Regions from separate parts of the Mus musculus genome. Here region 2 is linked to region 1. The links are chromatin loops, found by intact Hi-C in ENCODE. Cell type or tissue: gastrocnemius. All regions are shown on one strand. Links, peaks and the distances in the headings refer to the core of each region. The heading gives the core; the rest is flanking DNA.

Region 1 (15,128 bases), core at 4,748-12,747:
CTCTCAGTGAGATTCTCTTCCCAGGTGATTTTCATGTCAATTTGACAATTAAAATTAACCATCACAGCTGTCTTTTGTTTCTTCAGAATATTTTTTTTTGATTCCCACATCACATTCCTCTGGGTTGACAGAAATGTGAGCTTGGCCACTTAACCTTAATTATTCCTGAGACTTGTCTCCAATAGCTCTCTCACCTATGATTTCTGGCATCTAGTGTTCTGGGAGGTTACTGTCAAGTGTAATGTCCTTTTCCTCTGGAGGAATAGTCTGGAAATAGTGGCTAATTTTTTTTCAGACTAACTACAACTTCTCAAAGAGGAAAAGGTAGGAATGGATGTTCAGTAATTAGCAAAAGTTAATTAGTAGTGTATATACTATAAGTTCAGGTATGTGAGCTTCTTAAATTTTACTACTCTGTGATTTTCCCTTTAAAACATAATGAAACTATCAACAAAGCATGTTTTATTCCAGTCTGTGAAAATAATAAGCTGTCAACTTTTAAGAGAAAAGACACGGCAATTTGGGTCACATTTAATTTTCTTCAAAAAATCGCTGATGTAACACTATTTCAAGAAGAACACGGTATGTCGTGAATCCTATGAAGTGACTAATGAGCTAACAGAATTGATACCAGAGCAAGCTGAAAAAAAAAAAACCCTCAATTCTATTTCTACACTTCTTCTACACGAAGAACCAACTGAGGTCGCACTTACCCCGCATCCCCGTTTACAATACAACCCAAAGAATGCACTCTTAGGACTCTATCAAAAAAGCACAAGACTTAAATTTTACTAAGTATAAAACTACATTCAGAATAATACAAAGCCCGGTTGAAAGATACTGACGAGGACTTTCATGAGTGGAAGGACATCCCAAGGTTATAGACCAGAAAACTTGCTGGAAGAGCAGCTGTTTGGCTAGATTATAATCCTTGTTCTTCCATTCACTGGGTCGGATGTTTCTGCGAAGAGTTTGCTGCTGCTGGTTATGGTTCACGATTTGATGACTTAGGGTAGGGAGATAGCCCTTCACCATTTTGGCCAGCCTATTGGAAAGGCATGAAGGCAGAGATGAAGCACCTTTAAAGGAGAGCTCTGCCCAAGGACTACGACCTCCGGCTCCTGCATGTCCTCCCTGATGTCAACTCAACTGGTCATGTGCTCACCTAGCTAACCAGGAATGGGACGTTCAGAAGTCATCAACTGATTCCCACAGAATCCTGCAGTAGTTCAATACAGAACAGGCCAGTTTTTAAAACGTGTTTGAAGACAACTGGACAGTCACATTAGAAAGAAACCAGACCCCCAGTTAAAATAACCCAAAAGTTAAAATGTAGATACCAAGACTTTCAGAAATAAAAATAAGCACAAAATTCCATGACTTTGGACTAGACTGTGGTTCCCCAGGGCACCAAGATCACATATAACAAATGAAAGTTGGATTTAAGCTAGACATTTTTTGAGATTTAAACTAGACATTTCTTGAGAAGTGATGTTTGAACACAGGGCCCCATGCAAGCTATGGAAGTCCTGGAGCACTGAGCCACCCCCACCTGCCCCTCCCCTCTTTAGTTTTTACCTTGAGATGGGATCTCATGAGAGGGCTAAGGTTGGCTTTGACATCCCCTTGTAGTCTATCCTGGCCTTGAACTTGAAATTTCTCCTACCTCAACTTCCCAGGTGGCTGAGAGGACAGCATGTGTCATCTAGTCTGGCTAGAAAGCTGTTGAGAAAATAAAAGGCAACCCACAGACGAGGAGAAAAAGGATTTACATTTAAAATAGAGAATAAGATATTCGCACTGCTTAGTAATAAAAAGACAATAACTAGAAAGTCTGTTGTGGCTATAATGTACATTTCTTCACAGAATATAGATATATAAATACCAAAATGGTGGTCGGCAAAGTGAGCCATGAGAGAAAGTCAAGTCAAACCACAGCAAGGCACCATGTCTATGTGGAAGAATAGCTATAAGGAACATGAAGGAGAAAGTATTGGCAGGATGCTGAAGGATGCTGAACCCCTACACATGGCTGTTAGATCTGCAAAGTGGTATGGGTAGGCTGGCAAGCAACCTCGACCTTCTCAGAATGGTAATCATGCAGTGCATGGCATAATAACTGTACTCCTAGATGCACAAGAGAGAAATGACGACATGTCAAACTGGAGAGATGGTTCAGTGGTTAGGAGCACTTGCTGCTCTTGCAGAAGGCACAGGTTTGGTTCCAAGTACCTATGTGACAGCTTACAGACACCTCTAACTCCAAGTGCAGGGAACTGATGTGCTGCTCTGGCCTCTGTGGACACCAGGCATCCACAATGTGCATGTACATACATGCAGGCACTCAAACATGCACATAAAATATAAAGTAACTAAATACATCATTTAGGAGGACGTGTTGGCACACAAAAGTTCATAGCAATGTCATTGACCACAGCCAGAATGAGAAAACCACCCACACACCCAATCAACTCATGCATGGTTAAAGAAAATGCAGTGTGAATAGAAAAAGAAGTAAAGGATCAGTGAGTTCTTGCCTTAGTCAGCTTTCCATCACTATGATAAAATACTTGAGGCAACTGACTTGCAAAAGGAAAGGTTTATTTTGAATCAAGGTTCTGAAGGTTCCAGGACTGAGGCACTCCATCCTTTGGGCCCCTGGTGTTGGTGGCACAAACGGTTGGTGTCTTAAGGTTTCTATTGCTGTAAAGAGACACCATGACCACAGCACAGCAACTGTTATAAAGAAAAACATCTAATAAAGGCTGGCCTAAAGTTTCAGAAGGTTGGTTCATTATCTTCCTGACAGGAAGCATCAAAGCGTGCAGGCAGATGTGGTGCTGGAGAAGGAGCTGAGAGTTCAAATTAGGAGACAGCAGGAAGAGAACTAGCTTGAGCTTCTGAGATCTCAAAGCCCACAACCCCTAGTGACACACTTCCTCCAACAAAGCCACACCCACTCCAACAAAGCCACACCCACTCCAACAAGGCCACACCCACTCCAACAAGGCCACACCTCCTAATAGTGCCACTCCCTGTGGACCTATGGTGACCATTTTTATTTAAAATACCACAGAGGGGCCAACAGTCTTTCCGGTGGGTCAGCTTAAAGGCCTAAGGACCTCTGCAATGCGCCCCCAGAGTTTCCACAGCACCTGTCAACATCCTGGGAAGCAAGTCTTCAGCGCGTGGTGTTTTGTAAGTCCCTCATCCAAATCACAGTAATGCTTGAACCTTGAAAACAGCGTGCCACGTGGAAGGTCCAGTCACAGGTGACCACACACTTCAGAGACAGCAAGTGGCTGCGGCTGCTTAAAGTGGGTCAGGGAAGTAGGGGCGAAACTGAGTCACTCGCTGCTCGTGGACGCAGAGTTTCTTTTCAGGGTTTAAAAGAGTCCTAAAATTGGTTCTGCAGGAGGTGCAGCTGAGATCCCATGCTGAGATAGAATGGGCTGGAGGCGGGAGGGGAGGAAGAGATCATCTAATTCCAGGAAGAGTAAGGCCAGAGACATGACTCAGCAGGTGAAGGTACAGCCTGCCAAGTGTGGCAGCCCGAGTCAGGTTTCTAGGGCCCACGTGGTGCAAGGAGAGAAGTGACCCTCAGGAGTCGTCTCTCTGACGCCACACGTGTACCTCACTATGCACTGTAAGTCTATTAGAGAGGAGGGGAAACATTTTGCCCTCTGTGCTGAGAGTAGAGAAAACTGAGACCCAGCTGTCTCCTCCCAGGAGGATCCCCTGGGATGCCAAATCTGCATCTTTTGACCTTCCTTTTGTAGTTTTTTTTCCCTATGTATTTATGGTTGTCACAAGCACAGGGGAGAGAAAAGAACTGGTTTCCTTCCTTCCCCGGCTTGGCCAAATGGTAAATAAATAAATCCATATTTCTTTACCCATTTCTGTTTTCTAGTTTCTTTTGAATCTAAGGTAATGAGTTTCAGACCTAATGGCTGGGGAGCAGCTGGGTAACTCCACACATACACTAAAGCAGAAAATCGTGTTCTTTAAATGGAGGAAAGCGAGTCGCAAAGAGTTCTACCTCAATAGAGGCATTCTAGAAAAGAACAATATGATGAAGCGGTTCTATTAACAAGAGCCTACCCTCTAAGAAATACTTCTAAGGCTCTGCCGGGGGTCTCCAAAGAAAATATACAATGAACATCCGACACTGCAACTCTTCTCACTAAGACCTCCCTGTGAGTTCAGAGGCTGGGAGGGTGAACTGGCCATTGGCTTCCTGTCAGGGTCAAGTCTATCACAAGAGACAGGAAATCAGCAAGGATAGGCCCAGGAGATGAGCAGAGTAGATCAGCTACAGCAGCAGTTCCCAACCGGTGGGTCAAGACTCCTTTGCAGGTCGAGCAACCCTCTCACAGGGGTCGTCACCCAAGACCACCGGAAAACACAGATTTTTACATTATGATTCATAATCATAGCCAAATTACAGTCATGAAGTAGCAACGAAAATAATCTTATGATTGGGTTCACCACAACATTAGGAACTGTATTTATTAATGGGTTACAGCAGTAGGAAGGTCAAGAGCCATTGATCTATTACAGTGTTCAAAACACCCTCTTTCCGCCCATCCCTGAACATTGTCCCATTGGGTCCTTATCCATCCCTGATCCTAGGTCAGGGTCAGGTCAGGCAGCAAAATACTCCTGATTTCCACTCTGCCTGCTTGGGATCTGCTGTGGGCAGCTCTGGAGGCAGGTCAAAAGGTAAGTAAGATGACCTCTGGAGGACTGTGGGCAGCTATACCTTCTCCTCTGTCCCCACAGTCCTGGTCTCCATACAGCGGTGTTGTATCCTTCCTTCACATCCACAGATGACGTGAGGGACCACAGAGTCAGACAGGATGGAGATCAATCAACTGGCTTGAGCCTCCCAGCCTCTTCCCCTGATGTCTCCCTGGTGAGAGCATACAGAAGCCCCTAGACAACCCCTTGAGATTCACCTCCATAAGACATTCGAAGTTGAACCTGATGTCTCAAAGGTGACACCAGAGACAGAAGAGCTGTTGGACAGGAGATGAGCTCAGCTGGGTGGGAAGAAAGACAACTGTGTCTAGGGAAGAAAGAGTAAGCAGTGGGAAAGATGGTCACATGGCTGGTGAGCTTTGAGTGGAACCCATGCTGGCTCAGGGATCAGTGACAGTGAGCCGCAGGCAGGCTAGGGTAGTCAGTAGGGGACCCTGAGGACAGACTTGAGGTTCCACTGAGTGAAGGGAGTTGCTAGAGGGGTACACTTGGCACTGTCAGGGAACGGGCAGGATGGGGTGACATTGGAAAGTTCAGGGCAGTGCTAAGGTGGACTGCAATGCTAAGAACCGGTCCCTCTGCTGGCTTCCTGTATTCTTCACGTCGTTGACAGAGTCTGTTTCCTACCCCTATGTAGTTATAATGGCCAGTGGCTTTGCCTGGGGACCTATGTCCAGACGCACAGGTGAGGGTGAGGAATGAGCTTTGCTATTTGTATGAATCATGGAGATGAGGGCTGCTTGCTACTCGGCTCTCCTCTCTGACAGGACATATGTGAGGGCGTTAGTGGTCGCTTTGCTGTTTGCTATAACAAGACACAGACAATAGCAACCCGGGGAAGAAGAGGGTAATTTAGGCTTACAGCAGTCTGAGGGAAACGGTCACCATGGTGGGGACGGCAGGGTGGCAGGAATGAGGCAGCAGGTCATGTTGTGCCTGTAGTCAGGAAGGAGAGAGATGAAGGCTGGTATCGCTCTGTCTCCTTTGCCCCTTTTTATTCAGTCTAGAACCCAACCCAAGGGATGACCCCATCCACACTAAATGTAGGTGTTCCCATGTCAGTTAAAACCCTTTGGAAACACCCCCACAGATGTACCCAGAAGAATGCCTTCTAGGTGATTCTAAAGCAATCAAGTAGACAATGAAGATTAGCCTTTATCGTGATCAGGCATGGCGATCATAAGACCTGCAATGTCTTTGTCTCATCATGTCAGTAGCCCTGACTAAGAAAAGCTAGTACCCTAAAGCCTGTCCTGGTCTCTGTTCAACCTGACACAGAGTCTCCCATAGCTGTCAACGGGATGAATCGTCCTAATTAACAACAGGGGAAGAGGCTTGCACATGCTCTGTGGAGCTGAGTTCCACGTGTGATGTGTTGACTGAAGTGAGTGCCCTTAGCCCCCAGTAGCATCCTTCAAGAGCGGTGGCTCTCAGCCTTCCTGGTGCTGTAACCCTTTAATACAGTTCCTTGTGTTATTATTTCCTTGCTACTTCATAAGTGTAATTTTGCTACTTTTAAATGACTCATAATGTAAATATCTGATATGCAACCCCACAAAGGGGTCAAGACCTCCAGGTTGAGAACTGCTGCTCAAGAACTCGGAACTTACTCTGTACTCGCTGGGGACCAGGCCCTGCTCAGTTTCTCACACTGGTGATGAGGAGCTGAGAAGTGGGGCTGCCTTTCACTTTGCAACCCCGAGGAAGGGGCAGCCCACTTTCACAAGCTGACTGTTGGTGTCTCATAGGCTGTGTGGACCAGTGACACTCGCCTTGAACATCTGGCATGTGGACAGCAGGGGGGATGGGCAGAGTGAAGGCTTCTAAGCCACGTCTTGCCTGAAACTTGGATTCTGCCCCATCAAACCTGTGTGGTTGTGCTTTCTCTCAGTGTGGGGAGGGGCCCAGCTCCAGGCAGAGAGAAGAGGCATGGCTTTGCAGTGAGAGCAAGATGAGGAAGTAGAGGCAGGTTCAAATACCCAGAAGAAGGTAGGGAGGGCCAGTTCCAAAGCACCATGTGACCTGTGGGACCCAGTGACCTGTATTCCAGCCACAGTCTGATACTTAACCAGACCTGAGTGACCATCAGTCCTGACCCAGAATGGTGACTATCAGCCCTCCATTAGAGTTAACTGGGATGATGGGGAGTCCCATATCTTATCCAAGGAAGGAGGTATCCTTCACTCATGGTAATAGGGGTAAGGAGCTTGGAGGGCTTCTGTTAGGCATTCCCAGCAGATCTGCTCGGTTCCTGGCTTGTTCAAGACTCATAGGTCTGGCAGTTCCCATACAGTATCTGTTGGGCTGGGGACATCACTACAACAGAAGAAGACTAGCTGTCTCTGGGTCCTGGCCCCCCAGCAGCCAGGCAGGCACTAGCCCTGGGCCTCAGTGGGAAGGAAAAGTCCCTTTATCACTCTCCAGCATTTAGTTTGCCTGGATCCTCCTCCCCTAGCTAATTCCTCCACTGCTTCTAGCACACAATCTAGCCTCCAACTCCATTCTCTGCCTCAGGGGTCCTAGACCCTCTATGATCTCTGCCCACAGCCTGGGCTCTAAAGCTTGTACCATGGAGCACTGTAGCTTCTGCAGCCTCAACTCCTATCTACGTGCCCTACTCCACCCCAAATCCTCAACTCCCAACTACAGACTGAACCAGGTAGTTTGGGGTGATCAGGAGTGGGTGGAGCCCTCCTGAAAGCCTCAAGGTTGGCTGTGCAGAGGGGAGCGGCTCTTCTCATAGGCATCTGCAATTGCCTTAGTGCCCCAGGAACAAGGAGGGTGGAGCAAGAGAGAAAGGGCTGGAAATCCAGACATCTGAGGAACTGGAGAGAAGGGTGAGCCTCAGAGTCTACCAGTTTCTTTGCAAGTTGGGGTAGGTTGGCTTTCAGGGTCCTGAGGCTATTTCCACCAAGAGAGTCATGTTAGAGTGCTGCAGCCCTTGGGAACGGAGAATGGTATATGACCCCGATATCTCAGGCTGTCTTTAGAAATGAGAGCTGGAGAGCAGAAGGCTACATGTGAAGAGGGGCACTGGGCAGCCCAGGTATGGCAGGAACACACCGGCCAGGATGAGAGGTAGCCCAGCTTCCTGCTCACTGTGTGCGTGGGGCACATTAACTTCTCTGGACCAGGTCTCCAGAGGTGCACTCCAAGGGAGGCAGGGAAATGGGAGAGACAACAGTGCTCACCCACAGTCCTCACCAAGCTTGGCAGCTATGTGAGCCGGTGCTGGCATGTCCAGTAGGCAGATGGATTACAGTGGAGCTCAGTTTACTGAGTGAGGTCAGCCACTCCAGCTGTCACCCACGCCTTTGGAACTGGAGCTGCCATGAAGATGTTCTGGCAGGAAAGAGACCTATCTTGTCTCCCAACACCCAGGCTGGGCCCTCACACCTGCAGGTTGGTGACAGATTTAGCATCTGCCCTGGCACCCTCTCTCCCTCCTCTGCATTCTCTCCCCCACCTTGGTCTGCATCCTGAACATCATGGGACCAGCCCCTTGTTCTTGCCAACTGGCTGTTGTGCATGGCAGTGACCCAGCCCCAAGAAGACATTCCTGATATATTTGCTATAGAGCTTTCTGGCTGGGCAGAGGTAAGAGAGATAAAAGGCTTACATTTGAAGAGCTGGAGGTGGGAGACTGAAAGCGCATTCGAGAAGTAAGAAGACGGTCTCAGAAGGTTCTGTGTGGGCCATGGAGAGAGGGCATGAGAACCAAGAACCAAAGGCTATATTGCCCAAGAGCTGGCATCAGTCATAGGGTGGGTATCTTATGACAACACTCCAAAGGGCCAGCTGTTTCTTGCAGGAAGCGGATGGCAGCTAGGGTTCTCAGGAAAACAGCCTGCCGATGTTCAAAGTGCAAATGAGAGACATAATCAGACATAGACTCAGCCACTGTGCTTGAGGGGAGGAAACCAAGTGGGGTTAGAACAACCTGGTCTGAGGATACTGAGCCAAGGGCAGGAGAGGACAGGGCCACCATGAGGACAGGGGACACGCTTTAGGGGAATGCACTGCACTGAAGGGGACAACAGTGGTAAGCAGACAGGAATGGGTGCCAGTTCCGCTTATGAGGAGCCCTGGTAGAGAGCAGGGCTGGGTGGTGCCACCAAGGCCAAGCGTGGGTGACAGCTGGGAAGCAGGGACCCTTTCCCCCAAGCCCTGGCCACTAAGCTGCTTCTCCATTAGCATTCAGCAACCACGGATCCGATTCCTGAGGTCAGTCCCAAGGTGAGTTTGTTTTTATTTTGAATAGAGTAGCAAAGAGGAGCTTACTGGTCGACCACACTCACACTATGTCCCCACTTGAGGGCCAGGTCTCTGATATAAGACCCACTATCCAGCCCAGAGCAACTCAAAGCCCCAGCCCTTTCCTGAGCTTAGGACCTTCCAATTGCTTTCCTGGTCACTGTCTCCTGGTCATACAGAGGCCTTCTGTGTCTGTCTCACTGACATGAATGAGTCCGGGAAGTACAGCCACAGGCTATGGTTACAGTTTTTCTAGTTCTTACCCTGCATCAAATCAGATTTTAAATTCAAGCCAGTCTTCAGTAAAAGCCACTTAGATGACAGCAGCCCCTGGCCCTATGGGGGAGTAGCTGTCTTGATGCCTTGGTGACACCTTCAGATTGTGTCCTCTCTTGGTGCCTAAAAACATTACCACAGTGCTGGCTGACACGACGTGTGTGGGGTAAGACTTGAAAGGGCCTTAGTGTGTCACCTAAACCTGCCCTTCTCCGTTCCTGTCACCTCGCAAGTAGCAAGTACATTTTCAGAGACTGGGGAGCTCACCGCAGATTCAAGGATACAGAGACAAGGGGACATTTCTACAGGCGAGATGGAGAGGCTCACACAAGCTGTTTTGAAACAGCCATTTCTTCCACTGAGACTTAAAACAGGAGTGTTCAAGGATCAATAACAAGGTGGCGCCCGTCCAAACTCGGGCAGGCCACGGCTGGGTGGATGCCCTTGCAAAAGTATTTTCTGAGTAAGGTTGCTCTGGTCTGTGCAAGGCTGTGGTCTGGCAGGGCGTTCCAGGCCATTCCTAGATCAAGCACAAATGTGAGCTCACCTCCTTTAAGTACGCTTGGCTTTGTTTACTATTTGCTTTTTGTGTGTTCTAACCTGGGAAACCCCATTGATCCTATCAGTATCTCCAAGTGCAGGTTCTGAGTGGATTTCATCTTGGTCAGCATGTGGACACAGAGGAATGACAGCGAGATGGTGAGCCTCACACTGGCATGGGCACATCTGCACAGGCTGTCCCTTGGGTATGTCCTTTCCGTGTGTGTCTATGTTGGGCCCTGTGGGGAGCGGGAGGAGGTTTTCTCTGAGATGGCGACTGCACAGCATCTCTCTGGAGGAAGAGAGGATCCTTTTGAGAGAGCAAGAAGTCAAAGCACAGAACTGGGAAGAAATTGCTCAGGACACTGGGCCAATAACTGTCACTTACCTGACCCAGGTTCTCAGGACTGCTCTGCAGTAACCCACAGATGATAGCCATGGGCCCAGAAGCAACCTGAGGAGAGGAGTCTGCTTAGAGCCTTCCCAGACAGTAGGCCATTCTAGCCTAGGGCAGGTGAGGTCCTTAGCCTACTCCCTTTGCACACTCATCTGGGTCTCTTTCTATCTGTCTTCTGCCCAGAGGACCCCGTGTTCTGTGGCTAAACTAGCTTTTGACCTAACATCTTCTCCTTGCTGGTCCCTCAGTCTGGATCGCAGCAGGTTTTCCTTCCTGACTGCCTTTGTGGTCCAGTTTGTGTTTTCCTGAATAACTGCTCCTTCTCACAGCTCCCTGCCATGCCAGGTCACAGAAGCCTCAGCCTTCTTCTCCGGAGAGCAGGCCTGTGGTAAGGCAATTTCATCCTGCTTGGGATAGCTGCAGATGCTTTCTGTCTCTCCCCATTTCCCAGGCCTTGCTACTGGTTGGTTGCATGGGTCAATAGGCAACCAGACACAGATTCTAGTCCTGGATCTGCCTCTGAGACTAGGCAGCTCCTGTGACCACCCTGACCCCAACTTCCTCAGAGCCTCTTGTGTTGGCTGATGTTGGCTGGTGTTGCCACGAGGGTTACGTGAATCAACCTCACAGAGCACTGGGCAAATGCTCAGGAGCCAGTGTCCTTGCTGGAGGGCTACATGGGAAAGTGAGCAGTAGAGACAGCTGCTCCACCGTGGAACACATAATACTCCTCTTTTAAATTTTCTAAAAGCTAATCGACTGTTTATTGCCACAAAAATTAAAATGCTGAAATATAAGTAGAAATGAATGCAATTATTGTGGGAATGAGGAATGTAAATAGCCTAAGCAAATAAGAGGAGGAAGCACTCATCGCTAAGCCATCTACCGGGCAGGCAAAGACACAGACGGGAGAAGACACAAAGCGTTACCAAGATAGACTTCATAAACTCTCATCATGAGACAGCTGGAGCAGGTGTCAGAGCAGGAAGGCTTCAGGGCAGGGAGTCACCCAGAGTGCGGAGAGACATTTCACAGTGATAGAAGGGGTTAGTTCAGGAGAGCATGCAAACAGACATACACACACGAAGCGAGACCTGGGAGAAGCCAAGTGTTGTGGCTGACAGCTGTAATCCCAGCTCTTGGGATGCAGAGGCTGGAGGTTTTCTGTGAGTCTGAGGCCAGCCCATGAATCTTGTCTCGGTCAACAGAGCAAAACAAAACAAACCCCAGTACAGCAGAGCTGAGCCTGTGAACAAGTAAACACACAAGCATGGGTGGGGTTTTGCAGCTGATGGAAGGATCCAGGAGGATGCCTGAAGCCTAAGTAGACCTGCTCAGCAGCCTGACCTCTAAGTTCACCAAGTGGCACCAGAGAGCAGCAGATCCACCCACTCCGGGGAAGCGTTCTCCAAACACCTGGGATCCAGCAGAGTGTCATCTCAGGCCACCGAAAAGAATTCAGCAAATAACGCTGGGAGATTTGCTCCCCACCCGGGCAATTCTGTCTTTAAAAAGTAGATCTCTACTTGCTGTCATCCAAGGAGAAACTCCACATGCATTTGCATCTTGTAATATTAAAACAGGAATATAGGAATGAGCCCTAAAGAGCATGAACGGCAATGAGAAGGGCTGGTTTGCACACCAGGAGCATGACAACACTTTCATAAAGCCACCTTCTCACGGAAGGTGTGTCACACAACATGGCCACTGTCGAAATCCGACGTATGTTAAGGGTTCCCTAAAGTGCTAAATAATAAGCCACAGTACCATACAGAAATTATCAAACACTTGTGTCATGTTGAAAGATTTGCCAAGTCAACTTATTTATAAGAGAAATACAATCCATGCCATTGATGACTAGAGAGACAAATTATAAAACGTATTCTCTCTACCCACGACAGGGGCAAACGGAAGTCTCTTTACCTCAGGTTCCTCCACACACGTGGGGATGAGCTTCACAAGCTGCTGGTGGGCAGACGACATGACGACAGTTTGGATAGCGAATTGCTAACAATCCAGTGAATCTGAAGCATGCGCCCAATGCTATGACAATGCACCCCTACCATCTGAGAGAACATTACCTGTACTGGAACATTTATTCCTAACATCATTACATTTTGTTTAGGGACAGATACTCCTCGGGATGAGAATAACCATCAGATTCAGAACATCACAGTGTCTCCGAGGGGACAGAAGTGGGCACAAGCACACCTTTAGCCAGAGACTTAACATTGCCACTCCTCAAGCTGATTGCTAGGTTTACTGGTACATATTACTGGTTTCATATTGCTATGGTTGAATCTAGACTGTTCCCCCAAAGGCTTGTGTTTTGAAGATTTGGTCTGCAGGTGATGGCATTACTTTGAAGTCTGTGGAGCCTTTAGGAGCTGAGGTCTAGCTAGCAGAGTCTAAAAAGACTACAGATGGTTTTTGAAAAATGAGACCTGTGCCTGGTTTCAGACTTCCGGGTCTTCTACCATAGAACCCTCTGATACCGTGAGCCAAAATAGGACCTTTAACTTGACTCTGCTAGTTATTTTTTCCATAGGAGAGAGCAATACCCATTTGTCTACAACAAATTTGATTCCAGTTTCCAGTTCAGTTTGTGATGTAACCAGCCCCTCCCTGGCATGTGTTCATAGCAGCTTAGTTGGAGTCTCATACTCTTTCTTTGCAGATTTATTTAATGCCAAACTCTTAAACATGAGTTCAGAAACTGCAAAGACCCAAGAGAGGCAGTGATCTTGGAAATGGACTCAGGGACATCACTCCAAACACACTAGAGGGCTTACCTGAAGACAGGGTGTTCAGCACAGCAGCCAGCCAGAAGGAGAGCTACAGCATGGGAGAGGGGAACTGGAACCTAATTACAGGCTAAAAGAGATAGGAACTGCAATTTATCTCAAACAGTCCAACTAATTAGTGGACAAAGGATCTAAATAGAGCTTTCTTCAAAGAAGACTACAGAATGAAGTATGGGCAAAATGGAGGAAGTAAATACACATGAAAGCCACAATGTGATGTCACTTCCTGCCTGTCAAGATGGCCATTATCATCTTTAAAAGACAAATGTTGAAACTGTGAAGCCTAACCCTGTTGACCCAGATGCAAATTGTGCAGTTTTGGAAGGTGACACAGAGGAACTTTAAGCACGGAGAATAAAGAGATTGTGTGAGTCAGACATTTTGCTTCAAGATATGAATCCAAAAGACTTTTAGACAGGCTCTCAAAGAGGCACAAGCCCTCCGTGCCCACCAAAGCAAGAGTCACAATGACCAAGGTATGTGGACAACCTTATTGTCCAGCAAGGGACATGAGGATAAAGGAAGTATACTAATCTTTAGTGAAGAAACTGTTACAGGGAGAGGACAAAGGGACATGGGACACTCTTGCTAGGTCAGTGTAGGTAAGTTTCAGAGTCAAGTCAGACTCTGGAGGGTCACACCTACAGTTAGCATGTGGATTGTGTGTGTAAGATTCTGCTAAGAATGAGCCAGGGAGATGGCTTGGCAGGTAAGAATACTTGCTGCACGGGCAGAGTACCTCAAGTCCTCAGCAGCCATATGAAAAGCTGGGGACACAGCCACATGTGCCTGAAGCATAGGGCTTGCTGCTGCCAGCCTAGCTGAAAAATGTGACATCTGGATTTAGTGAGAGACCCTGCCTCAAGGGGATAAAGCAAAGAAGGACAGAACAGGAACCCCACAAATGCACATACGTATCCATTACACACACATGCACACAAACACACACTCACAGACACACACACCATACACATACCACACAAGGGCACAGGCACAGTCTGCCGGAGAGTAGATCTCATGATATTTATTCTTAACCACAAGAAAAACAAAAAGGAAAGGAGGAGAAGAGAAGAAAACACAAAGCAAAATTTTCTGTGTTGTCAAAGAGTAATACCCACCATTTTATGGAGAAAATTATGAAAAATTTCCCTCCAAAAGATCTGTCTTGGGTTTTTTTTTTTTTTTCATATCTCAGCCAAAACAACATATTCAACCGGTGGCTGTAGAAATGACAGAGAAGCCTGCTGCCGTCCATGCAGTCGGGGGAGGAAGCTTGCCAACTGGACTGCAACGCCACTATTTTTACTGAATTCTTAAGTGGAAGGCAGAGCTGGTTTTCATCAGCGTGACTCGTGTAAACACCTGACAGGTTTATTCTTGTTCTTTTAGTGAGTGGATATTTCAGATGCTCAGTCGTAGTTTCTGGCATGATAAATGCTGATGGCTAGAACCACTTGAAAGAGAAGGCTTTGTGATACTCAATCATTTTAAGAGCGGCCTGGAGCCTGGGAGCAAAGAAACTGTGCAATCTTTGAGGATGAAGGCCCCTCCCCCATCACATGACTTACAATCACCATGGACAATTCCCATGCAAGGGCCCCAAGAACTTCGTGAGGACATACCTACCACATCACAGGCTCCAGAGTGGAAATACTCACTGATGATGTAGAATGACATGGTTTGTATGGAAAGTACAGGTGTATTAAATAAAATTTTTATTTTTTGTTGAAAAAAAATTAGGAATGAATTTTTTCATTTAAAGTATTTAGGTTGGGGTTTGAGAGACAAGTCAGTGGTTGAGAATATTTCTGCTCTTCCAGAGGACCTGAGTTCAGTTCCTAGCACCCACCTTGGGCATCCTGAAACTCTAGCTTCAGAGGATATGACACCCTCTCTGACTTCCACAGGCACCTGCACTCATGTGCGCATACTTACACTTTACACATAAACAGACATTTGCACATAATTAAAATAAAACAAATCTTTCCTTTTTCTTTCTTTTTCCACTTGTTGTGTGTGTGTGTGTGATCTCAGATGTCTCAGATGCCAGACAAGACCTTCTGATTGCATAGAACTAGACTTAGAGGCAGTGAGGA
Region 2 (15,128 bases), core at 2,950-10,949, 79 kb after region 1:
CCAAGGCTTTTTAAAACAGGGCCACACTCTGCATCTTGTCCCCAACCTGTTCTGTTCCATTAACAGCAGTGTCGAGTCACTGCAACCCATCACCTGCATATGTTTTTATTGTTATCAATTATGTGGTGTTTTGTAGTCCAGGCATATCTGAATTTTTATTTATTTATTTATTTAGTAATTCAATTCACAACCAGTGTGCTATTTTCCACTAATGATTGCTTATCAAATCTGTATGCTGGGCTTTCTGCAGCCTGGCAATTTTCTTCTGTTATATCTTTGGCCTTTGTTTCTGTCCTCTCCATATTAACATTTGGCATATGTCTCTGTTTTCTGTTGCTGGGGACTGCTTTCAACCCCTCACTGCTGAGATTGTATTTACTCCTAGCAACAACAACAACAACAAAATATTTTTCTACCTTCTACAGACAGTCTATGTGAGGTCCAGAGGGCTAAGTAACTTGTTTCAGTTCACACAGCATTGAGTGATAGAAGTTAGAAGTCCAGGAAATGGTCCCACGTTTCCTCTCTGCTCCCGTAGCTTGTGCATCCTTTTCCTCTAATTTAATACTGATTACTCCCTGGAGTGTGTCTTATTGGTGGATTCCCCACATGCCATTCTCCTCTCTATTACCGATGCTTTCATTCTTCTTTGGTGAGTGTATTTCCAGTTTCAACTTCTATCCCCCTATTGCATCTATGAGCTTTCCAGCCTGTGCAGTGGCCTCTCTGCCTGGCATCAGGGAGTGTGATCTGCTGAATAGAGCCACATTCTAAGGCACAGTACTTCTCTGCCCCACCCCAGGCTCCTTGATGTCTGCCCCTTGCCCTCCAGCTGGATCCCTGCTGCATTCCTGACCCGAGGCTGCTGGGTAACAATTTGCCATGAACTAAACAGCAGCTATTTTTAGGTTCTGGAAACAGGTCGTGGCAAGTCAATGTTCCATCCCAAGACTCCAGGGTGAGTATCTTCCGACCTCTCAGGTCCTGGCATCTGTGGGCACTGCACAGCCTGCGGCTGCCTAGCTTCCCTCTCTGCCTCCACTTCATCTCTGTGTCTGTGTCCTCTCCTCTTCCTATAAGGACATGAGTCACCAGGGCTCTGGAGGACAGAAACCTGAAATGTCACCTTCCTGTCCTCAGATGGCAGTGGCTGGCTAGGAGGACAGCAGGAGTCTCCATCCTCAGAGACAGGATGCCCTCGGTAGGTAGATAGTCTGGGAAAAGGAGCTAGATAGTAGCATTCTCTGTGCCAACATGGTTTTCTCACCTACCTTCCCTGAGGATCAGCACCCATGCTGCAAATGAAGAGAAAGAAGATCTGAAAGGAACCTGCCAGGTGTCTCCCAACACAGTACCTCCCAAGGCCCAGGGCTGTGGAATGTCACTCCACTGAGAGCCACGATAGTTCCCCCAGCCAGGCCAACAGCCCTTCCTTGCTGTCTTCCACTTATGCAGCTTGCAGAGGCCCTGATCTTCTTGTACCCCAACCTCCCCTGTTAAGTGTGGACTTGGGGGTACAGAATAAACCTCCCAAAATTCCCCAGTTGGCTGCTCTATTTCCACTCCGCTGACAATTGCTTCTCTCTCATCTGCTTTGCAGCTTTCAAAACATCACCTCTCTCTGTGTGCCTCTCTACTCACTTTTGTTAATGTCTTTTCTCTTTAGTTTACCACTATTCAATGCACGGAGTCCCTATTTCAACCCAGAATTCTTTATAGCAACTTAAATGTCAAGAGATGCATAAAGAAAACTGGTCTGATTCATTCCTCTGCTCCGTTGCCTGCTAATAATGTCGACTGCCCACCACACACCACCTATGGCCACCGTAAGAGGTGCTTTGTGCGTGGGCTGTCGCTTGTCAGCACTGGCCTCAGTGCCAAGAGGTGGAAAATGCTGTGTTCCACTTCACAGATGATGAGTCTGAAGACCAGAATGGTGAGAAATTTTCCCAGGATGTGGCAGCTAGTCAGCATCAGAGCTGGCGGCCAGCCTCTCGGTGCTACTTTCTTTCACACAGTTGCGAATGTGCCCCTGTGGAGACCATTCTAAACGTGCAGCCTGCAATGGGAAGGCTGAGTGTGAGCTCCCCATGGGATGCAGAGACCCTGCCGTCTTGGCATCAAGGCACAGCCACAGATTTCTTTATAGTTATTGTGAGTGGCCCTGTAAGAGCTGCCCTGCCCTCTGCTCTCTGAGATGTCCCCTTCGAAGAGGAAAGCCAGTGAGGAGTCGCCAAAGCTTTGTGCACTGAGAAAGCTCATACCTCAGGCTCTCATCCAAAGTGTATCAACATGTTGCAAAACAAAACGTTCCATCCCTCAGTTGCTTAAACCAAAACTCATGGATTCTTGCTTTCCAGCCTGCAGACTATGGACTTAGTTCATTGTGACAGAGCTGGACCAGGTCTGGATCTCCCTCATATCTGCCCACATATACTGTGGTTCTGGGGCCAGGTGACCACTAGGAAGGCTCTCCCTGTGATGCAGATGAACAGAGGGTGGCTTCTTAAGCATTTATTGTAACAAAATACCTGAGATCAAGCAGTGTGTGAAGAATGGGAGTGTATTTGGTTTGCAGCTCTGGAGAACAGGGAGCCCCAAGATGTGACGGTGGTATGAGCATGCCATCTGGAGAAGCTTCTGCACCAACCATAATAGAACAGGAATCGCATGAAGAGCCAGTGGGTGTCTCCGCATAAGACCACAAAGGCATCATGGGGCACCATTCTCATGACCTCAGTTATTAGCTGCACCTAATCCCCAAATTTCCATTTCCAGTATGAATTTGAGGACTAAGTTTCTAGCACCTGAAGTTTGGGGAACACACTCAAACTCCAGCATCCTAAGGCTTACGTTTGTAAATGGTGTCATGACAGGGTTGGGTGCAGCACAACTGATCATGTCTGTGTTGAATCCATATACCTCCGGGCATCCCAGCCAGTGACAGGCATGCTGGGGACAGAACCCAGCCGCACCCATCCAAGGCAGGACTCCCCTAACAGTGCTCTGGCTTCTGAGCACCCCTCGTCTAGCCACACTTTCTCCTTGCTGTGGCATGGGCCAAGGCTTGCCTTCCCTTTTCCTATCATCTCTCTGAGCAGGTATCCCACCACACTGCTCTCCACTGTCCCTCCACTGCCCACTCATCTCTACTCTTCTGTAGGAAGCTGTCACTCTGTCTTGCTATGACAAAATGCCAGACATAAACAACTAAAAAGAGGAAAGGTTGTTTGGTCCCCTGGTTCCTGTCCATGACCAGCTGTCTCCATTTCTCTGGGTCTGCAGGTGTATGTGTAGTGAGCAGGGGCGGACTTCGTGCTTCATAGCAGCCAAGAAGCAAAAAGATACAGAGGAAGGATTTAGGGACAAGATGTAACTTTCACAGGCACACACCCTTTCCACACTTTCTCCACTGAGGACTAAGCCTTCAACACACAAAACACTTTGAGGGACAGTCCTTATCTAAGCCACAACACCTCCTGGGCTCCAAAGAATCATGTCCACCTCACAAAGCAGAATGCATTTGAATCACCTCAGAGAGTCCCTGAAGACTCATTAATTCAAGCATTTCTCACAAGTCCAAGCTCAGGGTCTCCCTTGAGTTTAGATAAACTCTTAACCATCGTGTTTCTGAGTGCCTGGGCTGCTGCGCGTGAAGAAATGAATCCTGGGAAATAAGTTCCTAGGTGACCGCCAGGCAAATAGAGTGCTGTACACTCGCCCCTCTAAGCAAGCAGTGTTCGCAGTTATGCGCTGCACACTACAGCACGTAGTGTCTGGCTAACTCCTGACATACCCTCAAGGCATCGTTCAGACCAAACTGCTCTTTTTTCAAATCTTTCTGATCTGCGTTTTACTCCCTGTTTTCTCAGTAGCTGTGACTTAAAGCACCCAGCAATGCCTGCACCGCTGTCTACCTTGAAATTTTCCCCCAAAGATTCAATCAGTCCATCATACTTACTTTTGATTTTTCATAGAGTCTTAACACATGGTCAAAATGCAGGCAAATTCTTTGCCAGGATGTACCATGAATGACCTCAGTTCAGGTTCCGGTCAGAGTCCTTGCTCCCATGTGAAACTTCTTGAACAGACTTATGTTGCCGTTTGGTCTGTTGCTACATATGTAATGCTAAATGCTGACCCTGGCTACCTCATGGATGACAGACTCCTCAGGGACATCAAGGAATGCTATGTGATCTTGCTCCTTTATTTAAAAGTATTGACTGAGTAAAGATGCCAGCAGCCTACGGTTGGGTAGAGGAGAGGGAGGTAGGGTTTCAGTTCCCAAGCTTGGGATCTGAGAGGAAAGAGGAGAAGAGAAGAAAATGGAGAGAGGAGAAGATGCCCTAGGGTAGGAATCTTGAAAATATGGCCATGAAGGCTGGCCTATCAGAGTAAAAGTGGCCTAGACAGAAGATGGTGAATCCTATTGCATGGTTATTGGCAGGCAAGTAGACATAATAGCATAGAAGGCAGATCTCTGCCCAGCTCTAGTGATTTAAAGGTTTACCATAAATATAAAGGTTTTGTGTCCTTTATCTGGGAACTAAATGATCAAAGGCAGATAGAAACCCCTGACTGAGGTTAAATATTACTACAACAGCCTTCACTGTCCACAGTCTGGACTTCTGAGCTCCTATCAGAATCACACGTGAGGCTCTGCCTACAATACTCTAACACACATTTAGTAAGTGTTGATTGTCAGCCCTGTTGTAACACAATCTAGAATCAGCTGGGAAGAGCATCTCATTGAGGGATTAGCTAGATCAGGTTGGACTGTGCACATGTTGTGTGTGCAGGGGCGGGGCATATCTGAGAGGGATTGTCTTGATTTTGTTAATTGAGGTGGGAAAAACTGCTCACCCTGGGTGGCACCATTCCCTAGGCAGAGATCCTGGAGTGGATAAGAAAGTGCAGAAAGTGAGCTGAGAGTAGCATGCATGCATTAACGCATTGTTCTCTGCTCCTGACTATGAATGTGGTGTGACCAGTTACTTCAAGTTCTTGCTGATGTCCTTCCCCACAGTGACAGACTGTACCCTGGATGTGGGAGCCTAATAAACCCTTTCTCCGTTAAGGTGCTTTTGCTAGGGTTTTCTTCACAGCAGTGAGAAACAAAACTATAGCACCACACCTCCAAACTCCTCTCACAAACTATCTCCAAGGGATCTCTGTGACACAGTGTCAGGAAAAGTCACAGCCCTGACCTCTGACCCCATGCCTCAGTGTCAGTTTTAGTTAGATGTTTTGTGCTCCTGTAGCAAAATGCCTGTCGTAAATAACTTGAAGGTGGAAGGGTTGGTTTGGCCTCAGTTTCAGATGTTTCTGTCCACAGTCAGCGAGATGCATTCTTTTTTGACCTGTTTTAAAAATAGAAATATCATAGAAAGGGAGAGACAGAGACAAATTGGAGACAAAGTCTGCCTTCCAAAATCATGGCCTCAGGGCCCATTTCCTCTTCATACCCAACCCATAATAGGAGGAGGGCTGTCCCCACCCCAGCCCCATCAATATCAAACCACAAAACCTACTGATGTCAGCTTATCTGGGAAGAAGCCTTTGCAGGTGTGAATAAGTGAGGCTCTTGACTCTGTCCCCATTGAGTCCCAGGTACCCTCTTATCTCTAGCAAGTTCATGGCTGCACACTGTAAGTATCTCTGCTCCACACCTCAGGCCCCAAGCCCTAGCGTCAGACAAGAGCTGAACACTCTGGCATCAAGAGGAGAAAGAACTTCCCTCTTCTAAGTCATTCCCTTTGGGATTTGTCACGGAGATGAAAAGGAAAACACAAAGAAATGACTGCTAGAAAAGTGGTCTGACAGGCAACCTGGCTGTGCGCTTTAGAAATAGTTGGAGCTTGGCTGAGGGAGGAAATCAGAGAGTTTGTGGCTACAGGCTAGAGCGCCACAGGGTTCATATGCAAAGCTTGGAGGTGACTCTGTCAGAAAACCAGTACACCAACAAGCCAGGAAGTCTCACCCTCTGAGTTACATTAACACGGCCAGAGCCAGTCAACTGTCCCAGGCTTTAGCCTGTGTCTCACACTGTTACCTACCTACATTTGGGGATTGTTCCGCTGTCTCTCTACTCGGGGCTCTGACAGAGCTGAGGCATCCCAGGGTGCCCATAAGGAAGGACATGAGGGGTCCCAGCAGGAAACGTTTCTGAAACACCCAAGTCTCAGACACATGGCACTCTGCAGCACTGAGAGGGAACTGGACAGCGTTCTCAGAAGCTTCTCTTCTTACAGAACACTGGACTCGACCCAAAAGAACCCATGATACCTGCATCAGGTACTGGCTACCTGATGGTCAGTAGCCAGCATCTACAGATGGACAGAGCAGTGGGTGAGGCCCACTTCTGCCTCATCAACCCTGGAACAAGCGCCTGTCCTTGCTGGTAAGAGCAGCCCGTGGTGTGAGGCCAAGGGTCTGGCCAGCTTCCCACAGGCAGCCACCTGCTGGCAGTGCTGAGCTTGCCTCTGTACACAGATGGAAGCTGAGGAGACATCTGGTCACTCTTCTCATACCTGACTACACATCCCCTTCCACAATGGGGGCTCCTGCAGCAGAGACAAGAGGGGGCCTGGACTCAGGGCCTTGCTTCAGAGACATTTGCTGAGTGGCAGAGAGCGCACAGGGCAGGAGTAAGGGAACCCTGAGTGTGTGATGCCCTGAGAAACAAGGACTTCATGCTTCCCAAATGCCTCTCACAGCCACCTTAATGACTGTGGAGGCTCCACTCCATTATGCTGTTTCACCTCAAAAAAGCCAGCTCCCACCTGGCCTTTGGCATCAGACCACAGGCTCCTTCCGGTTCCCACCTGGTCATTGACATCATCCCACAGGTTCACTGTAGCTCTCATCATCCCTACATTTACAGTAATCCACACCATGATGAAATTATTCATGGCCTGAATGACCCTAAAATAGACAGCTGGGAGTGACCATGACATCAAGCAGCGTCATCAGAGTGGCCAAGTTGAGCCTCTGGCTTGACAGACACATCTCTGAAGCTTTCTCTGAGGCTCCCCATAGCCTCACCAGGGATGACTATCATTGCGAGTCGGTGAGATATGCTTCCCTATGGGTCCCTATGTCCAGCATCAGCTGAAGGAATGTATTTGTCTTTTATCACATAAGGCTTTCCAAAGACAACGGGGCATTCAGTATGTTTCCCACAAGGATTTGTTAGATGTCTCCCTTGTTCCAGGCAGCAAGCCAGTATAGGAAGGCACACAGAATGCAGAACAGGGACATGGCTGTGGCCCTCTGGGAGCCAACAGACTGATTGGGTAAACAGATTCAGTGACACGTTACAGGAGCATGAAAGATCCCAGACACCATGAGGACCACATCCATCAGAACTAGCCCTGGGAAGTCTATCAGCAACAGAGATGAAAGCAATGACTTTAGGTGACGGGGTCAGGGGATTGAGAGAAAGGATGCATGCATGTACACACACACACACACACACACACACACACACACACATGCACACACACACACACACACACACACACACACACACAGCTGGAAAGACAAGCTGGTGGGGCCGCTGTACTAAGTGGGATGCATGCAAGACAAGGGAAGACAGACACTATCACCATGCAGCCAGGTGAAATGTGGGCTCCCACCTGGGAACTGTGTCCCCCCAAAACCTTTACCCTGGCTAAAGCCTAACTCTTTCTGCAGCAGTCATTTGTCACCATGTTGGTGACAGCCTGTTCCAGTCTGGGATCCTTGGACTCCTAGGTACAGGACAGCTTCATAACAAACATTTTCATGGCAAAATTGCTTCATGAAAACTACAAACCCCACCCTCTCCCAGAAGAGTCTTTGGTGCATGTCACCCTCTTGGATGCACTTGCGGTAGAGAATTTGCGTCCTCTCTCCTCTGCACTGCTCCCTTCAGTGCTCACAGGCTCCTTTGAACATTAGATTTGCAGGGTGGGTGGGATGATGGCTTCATCTGTAAGGCAAACCCTGCATCCAATGAGGCCCTGCAGTTCCAGCCATGCTTGGACCCAAACCGTTACCTTCATGGTGGATCTAATGAGGCCTCCAAGAAAGCCTGGTGCCACGAGTGACTCAGTAATGTGTCAGGAGGCAACCCCGCACTGTGGGTCAGCAGGGGCAAAGGAAGGGAAGGCAAAGCTGCCTGGGGGACTCATCCTGGTAAGGATCTCAGTGCCTATGACAAGGGCATGAAGGTCCTAAGAGGCAGTGGCAGATGTCTAGCTAAGTCAGAGCCAGCCTGACATAGAAGCCAGGAGGTCATGCTGGTGGGCCCTGCACTCTGTACACATCCTGCCAGCCCTGCCTCAGGACAGGAGCCATGAAGCAGTTCTGACTGTGGCCATATATCTAGCCTGTGGCTCCCCACAGGACACTAAGCCACATTCCTGAGGTGGAGTGAATGGAGAAGAGACAACTCAGAGCTGAACTTTGAGGGCCAGAGAAGGGTCAGAGAAGATGGTGAGGGAAGTATCTTTCTTTTCCTGTTACTATATTGAAGTATTCTGATGAAAGCAGTTTAAAGGGAGGAAGGAGTTATTCTGGCTCAGTTTGAGGGTAGAGTCAATCACAACAGGAAAGTCACTGTAACAAAAGAGTTAGGCAACAGGTGACACTATATTTACAGTCAAGAGGCAGAGAGCAATGAATGCTTGGGCTCAGCTAGCTTTTCCATTAATTCAGGTCAAGAACATAGCCTAGGGAATAAGGCCACCCACAGTGGGCAGATCTTTCCACTGTAGTTAAACTAATTGAGATAAGGAAATAATGGTGTTCAGGGCAGCAGACCTGGGCATCTCAGAAATCCCTACCCAGAGGAGGATACTCATCCAATATCTCTTCACCAGTGTTCTGGCATGTGAGGCCTCCTGAGATGGTTCTTCCAAGGTCTTAAACTATCTCTTCCCCTCACAGTCTGTGGTTCCTAAGAAACTGTCTCTTCTCTTCAGAGGTGGTGTTATAGCCTCACACATGTTCCATGAGCAGAGAATTACATCAGCAAAACCATTCCAAGTGGCTGCAGCAGAGGCATCAGGCAGATCCGTGGCCATCTCCCTCTTGGTTGTCAGGGGATCATGCAAAAAAGGGGACTCACATTGAACATGTCCCCAAGATGGAAAGTCGGAAACATAATGCCCAGTGAAGCAGGTATGCAGAGGTGGCACTTACATCTCTCCATGAACTAGCTCTGTTACAGTCAGCCCTCCACATGGGGCAGGTGGGATAAAGAAGGAAAGCCATTTCCAAGGCACCTGGACAGCATCCTGAGCTATGAGAACTGTACTTCCACTCTTCCTTAGTTACCCAATCTGTGATGTTCAGTAAAAGTTATAGTAACAGGACTTACAGAGAGTGTCTTGGTGCCCTTTTTAATTGCTGTGATAGAACACTATAATCAAAGTAACTTATAAAAGAAAGCATTTAATTTGGGGCTCACAGGTTCAGGTCCAGGGGGTTAGAGTCTACGACTGTTGTGGCAGTGAGCATGGTAGCAGGCAAGCAGGCATGGCAATGAAGCAGTAGCTGAGGGCTTACATCCTCCTGATCTACAAGCATGAGTCAGAGAGAACTAGCAGGGAACCTCAAAGCCCACTCCAGAGAAACGCCTCCTCTAATATCTTTTTAATACTTCTCGAACAGTTCCATCAACTGGGGACCAGTATTAAGACATTTGAACCTATGAGGGCCACTCTCATTCAAACTACCACAGAGGGCTAAAGGGTCAAGGAGTGCTTTCATATCGATAGTCATAAGGATTTTCTTCTAAAGGAAATCATATTCGGAAGAAATGAGATAGTGCAGTTCAAGGAAGCCCTGTGTGAGGAGATGGTGTCAGGGAATAGTGGTACCTGTGTAGGGGTGGGCGTCCAGTTCTGTACTTCGCACTGCCAAAGCAAACCAGACACAAATCCAGGAAGCAGGAAGTAGGAAGGACTATCAGGAAGCTAGAGGAAACATGGTAGGTGTGTCTAGGATTCTTTATGTGATGGTTTTATAAAACACACGTGGAAACCCTTCTCAAACTGCACAGAAGTTAAACCACTTTGAAAACATGCAACAGGGGTGTCTGGTCCCCATCGGCTCTCAGCATCCCCATCGGCAGACAGTGCGGAGCTGCAGCCAGAAGACAGCAGGGCTGATCTTGAGACTGTGCTGAGAGGAATGGAGCTCAGGCCAGTCAGAAGCAATGGAAGCCTCTTGTGGTTCTGGAGGTACCCCGAGGTTCTCCCTACTACCACTACCAGGCAGCATCCTTTATCTCTCCACCTTCTCTACTACTCAGAGAGAAGGCAGGAAGATGAGACCTGCTGTCCAAGTCAGGCCACTTCTGTGGTCTCCCATGAGTCAAGTATCTCTGAGCTGAGGGCTCCATTCTACACGCGCCCGAGTCCTGAGGGCTCGGTGAACCTGCTCTAGATCTCAGACAGCACCATGCTGGGGAGGGAGGGCTGCATGGTATGAATGGTAGCTGAGGGAGCATGCAATTGGTGACAGACAAAGGCCCAGATGGAGGCTGCTGATCAAGAGCCTGGATGACAGAACTGACCTAGCGGCTCACATGGGACATCATATGTAGTCGAGCCACAGCTGACAATGCCCAGCATGGTAAGATGGAGCCCCCAGAAAAAGTGTTCTCTTCAATAGCCAAAATGGCTACTGGCCTTGGTTCTCTCACCAGAAAGTGGAAGACTAGATGACCCAGAATTCCTCTGGCTCATAACCATGATGACCTCACTGTCTGAGCCCTGAGTGCCTGCGGAGCCAAGTTCCAGAGCTAGCCCTCCTAGGCAGGAATGGAAGTGGTCAGAAACCATTGATTCAAGGTACATAATTGAGTTGACAAGAAAGGAACCTGGGCACTGGGGGCTCTATCAGCCCAGCTGCACCAGGCTCTTTTCTCATTTCAGATGGGCCCAGAGCCTTCCCACGGCTCTGGTGACAGCGTGGCCCTTTGCGTGTGGTTGGCCCACCTTACTGAAAAGGGACTAAGTACAGAGCCTAGATCTTGCTTCATCTCAAGAATCTCAAGGCTGTGCATTGGGGGGGGGGGGGTTTGCGGGGGGGGGGGCGGTAGATGAGCTGAAAACTCGCTGTTCAGAGACTGTATCCCACCTGAGCTGTTTCCACAGCATCCAATCCTGTCTCCCTCGCTGGCAAGGCCAGCATTGTAAATACTAGCAGGGCAACCACTTTTACGTCTCGCCTTTGACCTTTCCCAATAACAGCAGAGTACCAGCGGCCCTGCCAGATCACTCTGCCAGATGCGCTTCCTCGCAGCATATATTACAGTCAAAAGCTATTAAAGATTTAGCATAACACAGACGAGAGGTGCCTCTCCGGGGGCCAGCGCAGAAGCAGCATCTTAAATAAAACCACCGTATATCTTTCGTCCTGACAACAAGACAGGTGGCGCGGGCTGAGATCCATCCCTCCACCTGCCTAGATGGGTTCTGGTTTTCCCCCTCATGAGATGTCAGCAGCTGAGCAGCATCACGCAGGATCCTGACACTGTCTGACGAGGGTCCCTCGTGACTCTTGCAAATGGGAAGCAGGAAAACAGACAATGTGTGCATACACTTCATGGAGCAAGGTCCCGTGCTGGCACCGGCACCGGCACCACCAGCACCTGTGTGGCCGTACCTTCTGTGTTAGGGCTCCTGGCAACTGTGATACAGGAAAAGCAGACTGTCTAGCCATATCCCGTGCGGAGACGAGACACTTCCCAGAACCTGCTTATCCTTGCTCTGTGTGTTGAAACACAGGGTGTGGCTAAAAGTCTTTACAAAATAGAATTCAAAGTGAACGTCCATTGCTCCAGTCAGCTGTGCACCAGGCCACTGAGCACCAAGGAACACACACAAACAATGGGGCAACGCAAAGGATCATGGGGCATATGTCAACCCCCTAGATACATCTGTGGCCTGCTGTATCAGAGACAGCATTCTGGGGACTCCTTCAACTTGAGGTGCCGTCTCAGCTTGTGTGCACCAGCCCTCCAGTTCTCCCCAGAGAAAAGTCACCCAGAAAGGCCAGATTCTGTGCCTGCAGCACGGGGGGGGGGGTGGGTAGTGGGGGGGAGGGAGGGGAAGAGCAGCCTTTGGATGTTTTCTTGGCAGACTCTGGCCCCTGCATCCAGTGGACATCCCCTGCCTCTGCTTCTCTTGATGGGAAGAAAAGCTGTTCCCTGGCTAGCCAGCCTAAAGGAGATGTCCCTGCATCTCCTATGCTCTACGGGAATTAACAGAAGCTAAGTGTCCCTTTCCTATACATTACACCAATCTAGGTACCCATCCAAGAGTAAATGGCGACCAGAGCTCATATGGGCAGCACAGGAAAGTGAATAACAGGCCCTGGGTGCAATACAAGGCTCCTGTGTCAATCACATCATCAGCTTTCAAAGTCCATCCTGAGTTTCACTCAGTGTCCTCATTATATATTACTAGCATCCTTAAAGTCCCAAGTGTTTGAGAAGCAGGGCAGTCAGAGGGTTCATAAGCAGGGGTGGTAACCTCCTCTGGACTGAGGCTGTCTGTGGCTGTGACTGAAATGCACAGCCTGGGCATTTTCACCAAGGGTAGGGTGGGGTAATCTGTCTGTGGATTCACACCTTCTCACAGAGAGGGGTGTGGACTCATGGCTTCAGGGACTGAGGAAGCCATGCTGAGGAACAAGGCTCTCCAGCTGCCCCACGTGGACAGCAGCTTGTACTGATTCTGGGGTTTATGAGGGTGCTAGCCCTGCTGCCCCTCCCTGTGCCCACAGCATCCATCAAGATGATCCACTGCACTGTGGCTCCCATAGCATCAGGTCATACAGAGGGACAGCAGCTTGCTCCCAGCGCAGAGAGTCCTGGCATAGTCCTAGCTGCCACAGGCCCGACACCCCCACCCCCAACTCCCAATCCCCAATGCCCCCAGCTCTCACAACCCCATGAGAAGTCAAACAGCATCACTAAGAGTGCCCAACTTGGTCAACTAAAAAAAAAAAGCCATGCTGAAGAAAGTGAGAGGTGACAGGAGAGGGAACACCAGGGGACAAGCCTGAGCTAGCTGCATGTTGGGTAAACCTGGAAAGGCATCAGAAGGCACATGAGATATCAGGATGATGGAAAGATGGAAAGAACTGGACCCTTCCATCCCAGAAAGCTCCAACTGCTGTTGGTTAGGAGAACCAGGCCAGCTTACCAGCCTATAAAACATACCCAGTACCCACATGACAAAGGTTCAAAGACAGAGTACATAAGCAGTGTAAAGAGCTTTGGCCTCCACTCAGAAAGACATCTCAGCAAGTGGCTGCATAATCAGGCTTCTGAATACAGACTCCTGGCTCAAGGCCAGTGTTCTCTAGCAGACTGGAAGTTGGGCTGACTTGGCCCAGTGTCTATGCTCTTGGGTGAACCTTGAGGCAAAGTAGTTTTCTCCCTTAACCTTCTATCTTAGAGAGCAATTTCTCAAGATGAAATGTTTACAGGGAGGTGAGACAATAGGGTGTTCTAAGAAGAGAGGAAAGATTGTAGGAGGTAAGACAGGAAGAGGCAACTCTTAGTAGCTTCAGGAAGTCCCTGAAACTGACCAAATTCTCTAGGCTCCTCCTTCCCCAAGAGTATATGAGCAGTAAGGACTGCTGAGAGTCACTTTCAAATTAGCCAAACAGCCTGGAAAAAGCAGAGAGTATCCAAACTACTTAGAAGAAACAAAGCTCTAGCTGAGCTGCCTAGAAAGAACTCCCACCAACTTGTTGAGGGGCCTGCAAGCTATGCAGTGTGCTGTGGTTTCCAGCACGTATAAACTGTCACTGATGCTGGGGTGGACCTTGGTGATGCAGCTATCTTTGATCATTTCTGCTCCTGTAAGTAACCCCTCACCCATATTCCTGTAAGTATCCCCAATAAAACTCATTGGTTTATCAAGTTGGGCATTGGTGTTAAGATCTGTACTTTGGTCTGTCATTGGGTCCTTATCTGTGGTAAGTAGACATTGCCAGTTCCCAGGAATCATGTCACATACCCCCAAGCACAAGAACTGTTTGGTAGAATCAGGCCTTGTTTTCTGAAAGGTCTGGAGCCCAGCCAGGAGGGCTTGAAACAAGTAGAGGGACCTTCTAACTGATACTACCTTCCATGAGTTTCCTCTCCATGACCCACTCCTTTCCAGTGCGAGATTAGTGGAATGGAAAATCTGAAATAGGGACCCAAGGCCCAAGTATTTCAGCCAGCTTCCTGGCCGCCAGGCTGGCCAGAGCACCTGCCCCCTCACCAGCTGCTCTCAGGACAGAAGGGTCCTTCTGCACACACAAGTTCATGTATGTGCACATGCACACTTCAGTGTGCACACACATTTTTACACACTTACTCACAAGCTAATCTACCCTGAAGGGAGCATAGAGGTTTCAGGTCAGGACAGAGGCCTGCCTGCTTCTATATGACACTCCCAGAGATTTGTCTGTGCCTTTAGCATAGATCACACTGATTCCTGGGGGAACTCTCTCCTGGCGAGGACATCATACTCTGCAGCACATGGACTCACATGATGCAAGAATAAGAAGGAACAAAGAGTGGTGTTTGTTGCCCCAGGAAACAAATCCACATAGTCTTGGACATCTGCTGTGGGTGGTACAGCCACTGAGGTCTGAAGCCAGAGGCTCTCCGCCCCACACCCCATGTCAGGGCAGAAAGATGTTCAGATGCTCCAAGCCTCTTGTGGGAATCAGGACTTGCCACTGAGGGAGCAGATCAAAGAGGAGCCAAGTTGGCAAAGCAGAGTTCAGTATGTGGGGGAAAGCTCATGGCTGGTTCTGACGTTCTGAGAGGTAAGACAGGTAGACAGGGAGAGCTCTGCCGGTCTGTGGAACCTAGCAGTTTCACAGACACATGTGTCCCTATGCAGAGGTGTCACACTGCTTCCTATTAGCACTGCTTAACATGGGATCCTGGGACAGAGAAAATAAATCATCTCAGATCACATATCATGAGAAATGTCCAAATTAGTAAAAGCAATAAGTCGCTAATTAAATCCTGCTTGGATGTAACAAGATAAATAGCTCATTGAAACCTGCAAGTCAACAGAAAGTGGAGTTCTTGAAGAAACCGCTGGAGAGGACAGGGAGTTAGT

Evidence for each region. Hi-C counts contacts between places; a loop is a spot of excess contacts. Peaks named below come from ENCODE experiments on the same cell type or tissue, not always from the same donor. Only the 100,000 strongest peaks of a DNase experiment are listed, where the experiment ranks them.
Region 2: it touches region 1 in a loop (2.7-fold over the local background); 6 of 42 quality-filtered maps call a loop at or near these places.

What each region holds. Positions count from the first base shown.
Region 1 is chr1:92,336,932-92,352,059 of GRCm38, reverse strand. No RefSeq gene overlaps it. Among named protein-coding and RNA genes, the nearest start is that of Gm35992, 35 kb to the left of the region's middle. In gastrocnemius, for the core only: a CTCF peak has its summit at 8,585; a DNase peak (open chromatin) is centred at 8,056; H3K4me3 peaks cover 1,241 bases; H3K27ac peaks cover 5,994 bases.
Region 2 is chr1:92,256,452-92,271,579 of GRCm38, reverse strand. No RefSeq gene overlaps it. Among named protein-coding and RNA genes, the nearest start is that of Hdac4, 84 kb to the right of the region's middle. In gastrocnemius, for the core only: a CTCF peak has its summit at 6,471 (motif pointing left); a DNase peak (open chromatin) is centred at 6,435.